2 separate regions of the Homo sapiens genome follow, and region 2 is linked to region 1. The links are chromatin loops, found by intact Hi-C in ENCODE. Cell type or tissue: tibial artery. All regions are shown on one strand. Each heading gives the region's core, and the rest is flanking DNA. Links, peaks and the distances in the headings are about the cores only. Region 1 overlaps NIPBL-DT (NIPBL divergent transcript). Region 2 has its middle 20 kb from the start of SLC1A3-AS1.

Evidence for each region. Peaks named below come from ENCODE experiments on the same cell type or tissue, not always from the same donor. Only the 100,000 strongest peaks of a DNase experiment are listed, where the experiment ranks them.
Region 2: it touches region 1 in a loop (2.5-fold over the local background); 86 of 110 quality-filtered maps call a loop at or near these places.

What each region holds. Positions count from the first base shown.
Region 1 is chr5:36,868,210-36,872,610 of GRCh38, forward strand. NIPBL-DT (NIPBL divergent transcript) reads right to left here. Exons shown (of 1, transcript NR_046262.1): 1 at 3,152-4,401. Among named protein-coding and RNA genes, the nearest start is that of NIPBL-DT, 6.3 kb to the right of the region's middle. In tibial artery, for the core only: a CTCF peak has its summit at 2,428 (motif pointing left); no DNase peak of the experiment used is centred there.
Region 2 is chr5:36,742,624-36,747,024 of GRCh38, forward strand. No RefSeq gene overlaps it. Among named protein-coding and RNA genes, the nearest start is that of SLC1A3-AS1, 20 kb to the left of the region's middle. RefSeq lists a silencer at 2,095-2,184. In tibial artery, for the core only: a CTCF peak has its summit at 2,120; no DNase peak of the experiment used is centred there; H3K4me3 peaks cover 1,676 bases; H3K27ac peaks cover 987 bases.

The DNA of each region.
Region 1 (4,401 bases), core at 112-4,111:
TGTTTGGTTTTTGAGTTTATTTATTTATTATTTATTTATTTTTTTGAGACGGAGTTTCACTCTGTCGCCCAGGCTGGAGTGCAGTGGTGCAATCTCGGCTCACTGCAAGCTCCACCTTTCGGGTTCACGCCATTCTCCTGCCTCAGCCTCCCTAGTAGCTGGGACTACAGGCGCCCACCACCACGCCCGGCTAATTTTTTGTATTTTTAGTAGAGACGGGGTTTCACCATGTTAGCCAGGATGGTCTCTATCTCCTGACTTCGTGATCTGCCTCCCTCGGCCTCTCAAAGTGCTGGGATTACAGGCGTGAGCTACCGTGCCCGGCCAGAATCTTTTAGATTATTAAATGAAAACTAGATAAAACAGAAATACCTATACTACATATCATAGATGCTGAAATGTTGACTTTGGTGACAAAGTTACTAGTTTTTATTGGACTTTGACATGAGTTAACCCATTACTATGTTTATCAATAAGGAATAGTTCATGGTAAAGCTATTGCACTTTATTAATTTAATGTTTAAAAGTTCATAATAGCTATTTTTCATGAGTGGAAACATTTAAAAGCTTAGGCTGTTTATGCAATTCTAATAGCCCATATTCATCACAACTCGTGTGTAAAGGAAACAAATAATTAGAAGTAGTAATACTGGTGGCATTGAGGGTTTTTTGGCATTAAAATGTCTCTAGGCTGGGCGCAGTGGCTCACGCCTGTAATCTCAGCACTTTGGGAGGCCGAGGCAGGCGAGATCGCACCACTGCAGCACTCCAGCCTGGGTGACAGAGACTCTGTCTTAAACAAACAAAAAAAAATGTCTCTAGGACTGATGAGCTGTACATCTTGGATATTATCGCTGTGATTAACTGACTTGACACCAAATGCCAATTTATAAAATAATGCCAGTATAATATAGCATTATAAAAGAATATACCCTTCAAAAAGTTTAAAGTCTACTTTCTAGTACTCAAAATCAAATAATTTGCTTTTTATTTTTTATTTTTTGGCTGGAGATCGGAGTTTTATTATAACTCAAATCAGTCTCCTGGAGCATTTGGGGATCAGTTTTTAAGGATAATTTGGTGGGTGGGGGAAGGCAAGTGAATAGAGTGTGCTGATTGGTTGGGTTGGAGATGAAATCATAGGGAATTGAAGCAGTCCTCTTGCTCTGAATCAGTTCCTGGGTGGTGGCCACAAGATCAGATGAGCCAGTTTATTGATCTGGGTGGTGCCAGCTGATCCATCAAGTGCAGGGTCTGCAGAATATCTCAAGCACTGATCTTAGGAGCAGGTTAGGGAGGGTCAGAATCGTGTAGCCTCCAGCTGCATGACTATTAAACTATAATTTCTAATCTTGTGCCTAATTTGTTAGTCCTACAAAGGCAGTCTAGTCCCATAAATGATTTGCTTCTAAGTATCACTTTCTTGAAATCACTGGTGGCATACTGAATTTGTATGATTGTTCATATATCAATGAAATTAAATCTTTCAATAAAATTTAAGAAGTTTGTCTACTTCATAATGAAGATATGCTCCACGTCCTATGGAGATAGTGCTTAAGAAGTATATTTTTGAAAGGAATAAACACATGAGTAAAAGTATATATGGTATGTTTCCACAAACCTTGAAACGAGTAAGGGGCTAGACTAGCTAATTCATTTGGTTATTCAACTAAAAATGTTTGGGTCTTTACATTTATTTTGATGCAGTTAGCTAACGCTCAGCTCTTATACTTTTACTTCAAATAATATATAGATCACATCTATTCATTCAATATGCACCCATTCTATCAGGCATTTTGAAGTTCTTAGACAAAATTAAATAAACTGACATAATCACTTAGCTACTAGATTCCTCCAAACATCTCTCACAAAACAGATATTACTTTATTTGTTGTGTTTATAAACAGTAGTGGAAACAATTCTGTTCTCTAATTTTAAGCTGAAAAATCATGTCCTTATTAATTCACTGTAATAATTTTTTATTAAATTTTATCCCTTATTTCTTAGATTAAATGCACATAAATTTGATGTACAACTTTATAGTTTTAAAATGTGTCTATTTATGGCCTAATTTCAACTTTAAGTGAAAATGGAATTATTAAGAAATATTCACTGTTACATTTGGCTAGCAATTCATCATGGCATTAAGGTACTGTTTTCCATGGTTTTTCCATCTTGGGTTATAATACTGAGACATTTCACTTGTATAGTTCTGCATTCAATTTTTCTTCCAATTTATTTCCTGCAAGGTAATTCTAAGTTATAATTGTCACTGTATCCTTATTTGATACATTGGTCGCCTTTCTCTCCTTATGACTGTCTTTTTGGTAAACTCAAAAAGTGAGCAGGGGCCATACAGTTAAATTCAAAACAGGAAGTCATATGATGTTCCTTTATACTCCTACCTTTCATGATTGACTTGGCTCCCTCTGCTGGTTAGTAATATAATTCCTTTCTTAGTTCAATAGGGTATGTGTTAACATTGGTGAAATATCTGGGGTGAATAAGCTTGGAGTTAGAGCTTCTTATATGTTGATTCTCTAGCAAATTTTGTGTTTAGCTAAGGTTTTAACCAACCTAGGCCTTACTTATCTATAATGGAAAGGGACTTGGTATCACATGCCTGAAAAACAAAATTTTTATTAATGCCGTCTTAAATAGACTTGCCAACATTACAATACTGAAATCTACAAATAGCAAATAAAGTGAAAGAGTAATGAAATATTTAAATTGTATTAAAATATTTCAGTATAATATAATCCTTAACTTATTTGCTTTCTGGTTAGATACTTTTCATTCTACTCATGCAATATAATGCCTCCTTTTTAAATTCTATACACAATTTCTTCCTTCTTAAGTTTCCCCCTTTTAAATCCTATACACAAGTGTAAGTACATTTATTTAAATATATAGAATGAGTTGGATGGCAAATGAGAGTTACCTATTTAAGAACTTATTTACTTTGGCTAGAGAGAAAACACTTATTGAAAGTTTATTTTTCGGAGGGAGAAAGAAGTTTCCACCATTTTCAGGGAGTAATTTGTTCCTATGATAATTACTCTGTGAAAGATAGAAATTTGCTTTGGTCTGACTTATTAATAAACACTTGTTTTAAGATTGAAGGGAAGGTGGGAAGAAATAGAAACAAACATATATTCTGCCCCATGTTTATTATTGTGCTGTATCGGACATTTTAGATTGGAAAATGTGCTACAACAGATCAGTAATAGTCACAGATCTACACACAACAAATGTAGGTCCACTAGGAAAATAATTCCTCCTCACAACTTTAACCGTATTTGACATTTCTACTAACAACATAACTTTATTTCCTACCCTTTGCCTTAAGATTACCTTTCTGAAACCAGTATCAGATCTCTAAAATAGCCTGGTACTTCCTCTAAAATCCTTCACTAGTTCATAGGCAGTCAGATCTTTCTAACATTCCTTTTTTCCCCATTTTCTAAGGAAAATCTGAACTGTAGATTTTTAAAAACAAAAACAAACACTTTTTTTGGCCTGTAACCCACAATAAGGAATATGTTTTACAAGGTAATCTAACACATATACACATGAACAAATGTTTACTTAAAAACACATACCCTTACCATCTGTGATGTACGCTTTTATTTTCTATTCTTTTCTCTATTTTAAATAAAAAATGCTAGTCATAATGCAATAAATTAATTTCATGACCCATAGTGGTACCATAATCCACAGTTTAAAACACTGGTCTGGAGCAGATGCTTTGACTGCAAGGTAACCTACTCAAGAATGCTGTTAAAATGAGCACCATAAGCCTCTCTTCATACCTATTTTAGATGTTTTAAGTTTTTAACAGATTTTATATTCTTCCTTCATAAATACAGTAATTTTTTAAATGATGTTTTTCCAGATTAGTTCAGTATTAAAATACTTGACTAGTTTAACTCTGGTTCACATGCAGAGTATGTGTAGGTTCCAGAAAGATTAGGCTTTCATGAAACTTTATGGTCTTAAATAATTTTACATTAAAATACTTCAGAAGTGCATTTTTTGAGGCCCTTCCCTCTGTGTAATTCTTATGCATTACACAGTGAAACTTGTAGTATAATGTGGAACTGGTCACTTTGATTTAGTAACATAAGGTATAGATGCATGAAAACATAAACAGTAAGGCCAGGCACAGTGGCTCACGCCTGTAATCCCAACACTTTGGGAGGCCGAGGCCGGGGGATCACGAGGTCAGGAGATGGAGACCATCCTGGCTAACACGGTGAAACCCCATCTCTACTAAAAGTACAAAAAATTAGCCGGGCGTGGTGGTGGGCGCCTGTAGTCCCAGGTACTGGGGAGGCTGAGGCAGAAGCATGGCGTGAACCGGGAGGCGGAGCTTGCAGTGAGCCGAGATTGCACCACTGC
Region 2 (4,401 bases), core at 87-4,086, 130 kb before region 1:
CACATCCTGATTCTCAGAGCCTGTGAATCTATTACATTACATTGCAAAGGGGGATTTAGGTTGCAGATGGAATTAAGTTTGCTAATCAGAGGACCTTAAAATAGGGAGGTTATACTGCAGTCTCTGGGAGGGCCCAACATAATCATAAGGGTCCTTAAAAGAAGATGAGGGAAGCATAAGAGAGACTCAGGAGTGATGCAATGCCTGCCTCTGCCTTGCTGACTTCAAAGATGGAGGAAGGGCCCATAAGCCGAAGAATCTGGAAGCCTCTGGAAGCTGGAGAAGAAAGGAAATGGATTTGCCCCTGGATCCTGCAGAAAGGGGCACAGTCCTGCAGCCTGACACATTCATTACCACCCAGCGAGACATATTTTTGTCAGATTTCTACCATACTGAAGTGTAAGATGATAAATTTGGTTGTTTTAAGCCACCAGATTTGTGGTCATCTGTTACAGCAGCAATAGGAAGCTAATTCCATGTGCAAAAATTCACAGCTAGCCCTGGATTATCCTGATGAATGGGCATTGCCCTGGTGAAAAATCAGTAGGCAGCTCTCTGTAGAACCCAAAAACCTGCCTTCCACCTCCATGGCAATTCTTCATAGGCAGAAACTGTACCACTCTCACCTGTTTCCTGGGCTGATCCTTTTCTACCCTGTCCCTGTGCTATTCTGAAAATAGCTTTACCAAGAAGGACATGAAACTGTGAGCAAAAGTCACACATTCATGACAAAATTCTCCCAGGAAGATTATCATTCCAATCAAAACATGTATGGTATCCTTTTAAAATATCATTACCCAGAGCTTTCATTCTGAAGCACTTCCCATATATTATTTTAGGTGTCTGTGCCAGCCCATAAGTGTGCATAAATGGCAGTTTCTAGTGCACACCGTGGTTTTTAGATTGCAGTTTTTGAGTTGATTCCAAGAATTTTACTCTTAAGAAGCCCAAATAGCACTGCAGACAAATGTATTTTTTGAAATAGTAGAAAAACTAACAGTTCAGAATTTTTGGACTAAGTAGCTGATAGAGAACAGGTTGGTAACAGGAGACTGGTGTAGACTCATAGACTCATACCCTTCTTGCTGAGCCATCCTCACCCTGTGGCTTGGCCTAATTGATTTTCTAGGATCTTTAACCACGTCTAGGCTGCGGATACACCTTGCATGGTGGCATGACTACATTGATGGAGTTAGAGCTGAGATCCACATTCCTATTTCTCATTTCCTGTCCAGCTGCCTTTGATGGATTTTCCTTAATCACCTGGACCCTCACAGCTCTGCCACTTTCCTTGCTAGTTCGGATTAGTTTGATGTTTATGTGTCTGTAATAATGGAAACAATAAAAACCACCAACCTCCCTGCTATTCTTCAGGTGCTTTACATACACATTATCATTTAACGTGCAGTTTAGTGCTGTGCTTACAGCATGGACTTTGGAACTAGACCACTTTGTTTCCAATCCTGGCCCTACCACTCATCAGCTTGTGTGACCGTGGGCACATTCATTAACATCTCTAGGACTCAGCCCTTCCATCTCCCTCTCCCACAAGCCCTGCTCTGGACACCAGACTCCCCACCACAGGGAGCCTCCTGAGATACAGATCACTGTTACTAGGGGAGGACAACCTTATGCTTCCGTCCACAGTATCACATTTCTGATGACGACTAACTATCACCCAGAACAGATCCAGTGAAATGGCAATTTAAAAAGTACTTCTTTATAAAGTTGCTGCGAGGATCATATGTTTAGAAGGGTCCCGGTAACGTAGCCAATGCCACATAGGTGTATGACCTCTTCCCTATCTTTTGAGGTAGGTGTGAGACTACGGTGCTCAGAAAAGTGGAACGACTTTGGGCAACTTGGGAACAACTTGCCCAAAGTCACACACTTGATCAGAGGCAGAGGTAGGATATGGAACCGGATCAAGTCCAACCGTGGACTTTCCACCCTGCTGCGCCGTCTCAAGTTTGTCCCTGATTGGTTCTGAATCCCTGGCGCCCATTCTCATCCCGCCCATCCGAAGATAAAACAATCTTCCTCCCGCGCCCCGCTGCTTCCCGGGAGCTCCCAGGAACTCTAGAGAAAACAGGAAAACTGAAAAGTGCGCTCTGCCTGCTGTGCCAGGCATGTCCCTCAGGGGGAGCCAACAAGGCTTTATTTCGTCCCGGCAGCTGGCCCCTGGGCACGGCCCCCAGCCCGGCGTCCCAGTTCCAGCCGCGCTGCAGGGGCGCGAGGGTGCCCGGCTCGCAGGTGTCCGCGCGCACCGCAGGGCTGCCCGAGTGCGGCTGGCGGAATCCCTCCCCAGCTGGGGAGGAAGGCAGTTGTTTTCTTCCTGGTGGAACGTTCCACTTGAAACTGTTCCACAAGGGCTGTTCTCGCCTCCGACTCCGGGAGGAACTGTAATTAACACAGCAACAAACGCCCACGACGCTAACTGGCAAAGGGAGTGTAACACGAGCCGCTGCTACAACCGAACTGGGCCAATTGCTTTCCCTTCTTGCCTCCCATTTGGTCTGTTTTGGTTCCGCAGTCATCCAACTGTAGCGTTTCTTAAAACATGTCAGTGGCTGGTGTTTGTGTTTTGGGTTGAACAGTTTCACACACGTCGCTGGAGCCCGTGCTCGACCAGCTGCTGTGCTGGGGATTTGCTTTCTGCGGCTTTGGGAGTGTCAGGTAGCAAAACGAAGAGAGTAGTCGACTAGAACGGTGGCGGGGAGGAGGAGGAGGGATTGTCTGCAGTGGAGTCGGGAGCCTCCTCCGGACCAGGACAGGTAAAACCGGTCTGCCAGGTCTCAGGGGGAGCGGGTGGAGACGTCCCACCTCACCTGGCTGCGCTCCGACTCAGGCTCAGCCGGCAGGTTCTGGGGCAATGGGGGAAGGGAGAGGGGCCGGGCCCTTGTGGGTCCCGCACGCACACAGTACTCAGGGGCCAGCCAGGTGCCATCCCAGGTGGCCCAGCTTGGGGTGGGCAGCCAGGGTTGGGGCAGGGGTGCGTCCTGAGTTCTTTACCTTTGAAAGGTCTGATTTCCAATGCTGCCCTTACACATACCCTTGCTCCTGCCGAGTTTAGTCCGTGGCTTCACTGGGGAACTTGTTACATGGAGATTCACGGGCCCTGCCGGAGACCCAGTGAGGCAGAATCTGCCCTTTAACAAGATCCTCAGGTGATCTGCAGACACGTTAAAGTTTAGGAAGCACTGACTGCCTTATGACATATTATACTTTCTTCTAACGTCTTTCTATCAATTTCCCATCGTGTCAACACACTACCTTAGAAAATTGCAGAACAGGCAGTGGCTTTTAGAGAACTGTAACTGCTCTCAGCTAAATGTCTGCCCCGTTTGATGCTTAGTAGTAGCTCTCTGCTAATTACTGCTAAGGGGTAGAGTGGGGAGAGGCACAGCCAGCAGGACTATACAGTCCAACCCAGGAAAGCTCAGAGACTAGATGGGGAACCCAAATCCAAACAAGAAGAATGATGTAACTCTACAAGGTAAGAATATACAAGGCAGAAATGACTATCATAGAAGCAACGTAAACAGTATGTGCTGCATGTTTAGTAAATTCACTGTATTAAGTATCTACTACCAATTTTTTATGTATTCTCTCTCTATACAGATTCATACATATACATATATGTCTATAAGTATATAGAGACAGAATATATATTCTGACACAGTAGGGATCAATATTTATTGAATCAATAGCTACAGCCCATTACAACGCATTCTCCTGGAAAGAATTTTGTGTTTTAGACCAAACCAGCATATATCTGTTCCAAAATTAAAATGTATTACCAATAACCAAGAGTCCATTTCACATGTCTTTTAAAACATTACGTATGTATTCATCATAGGTACATGGCTCCCATTTGAACATGATGGTTCTAGAAGCCCAGAGAGGCCCAGCAGAGCTACTTAAAGAATCCTGTGAAGTCTTCCCAGTCAGAATAACCCAACATACCTCCTACATGTCCATTAAGTCCTCCCAGGGCACAATGCCCTCATAGATCACAGACTGTAACTTTTTCAAAGCTGTTTCTTTCTCATGAGTTATTGATCTGCAAGCTAAACATTTTCAAACTGAGCTTTCACTCAATGGCCTGGAGTCACTTCAATTTATTCTGTCAAGTACTCAAGGTTCCTTACCTAGGCACTTAATCATGTGAGTTGTACATAGTGAGTACCAGTGAAAAGCAAGGTGGAGCATCCCTCATCTCACCCTATCAGAAGGATGATTACAATTTTTAAAATTCATTTGTTCCATCTAAAGGGGCTAAGGTTAACAAAACATTGCAGGCATTTTTTTCTGTTCTTTGTCTCTGTTATGTCCCAAATGCCTAAGACAGATCATGGAGAACAGCAGGTGCTCAATGAATATTTTGAGTTGAGCCAAATT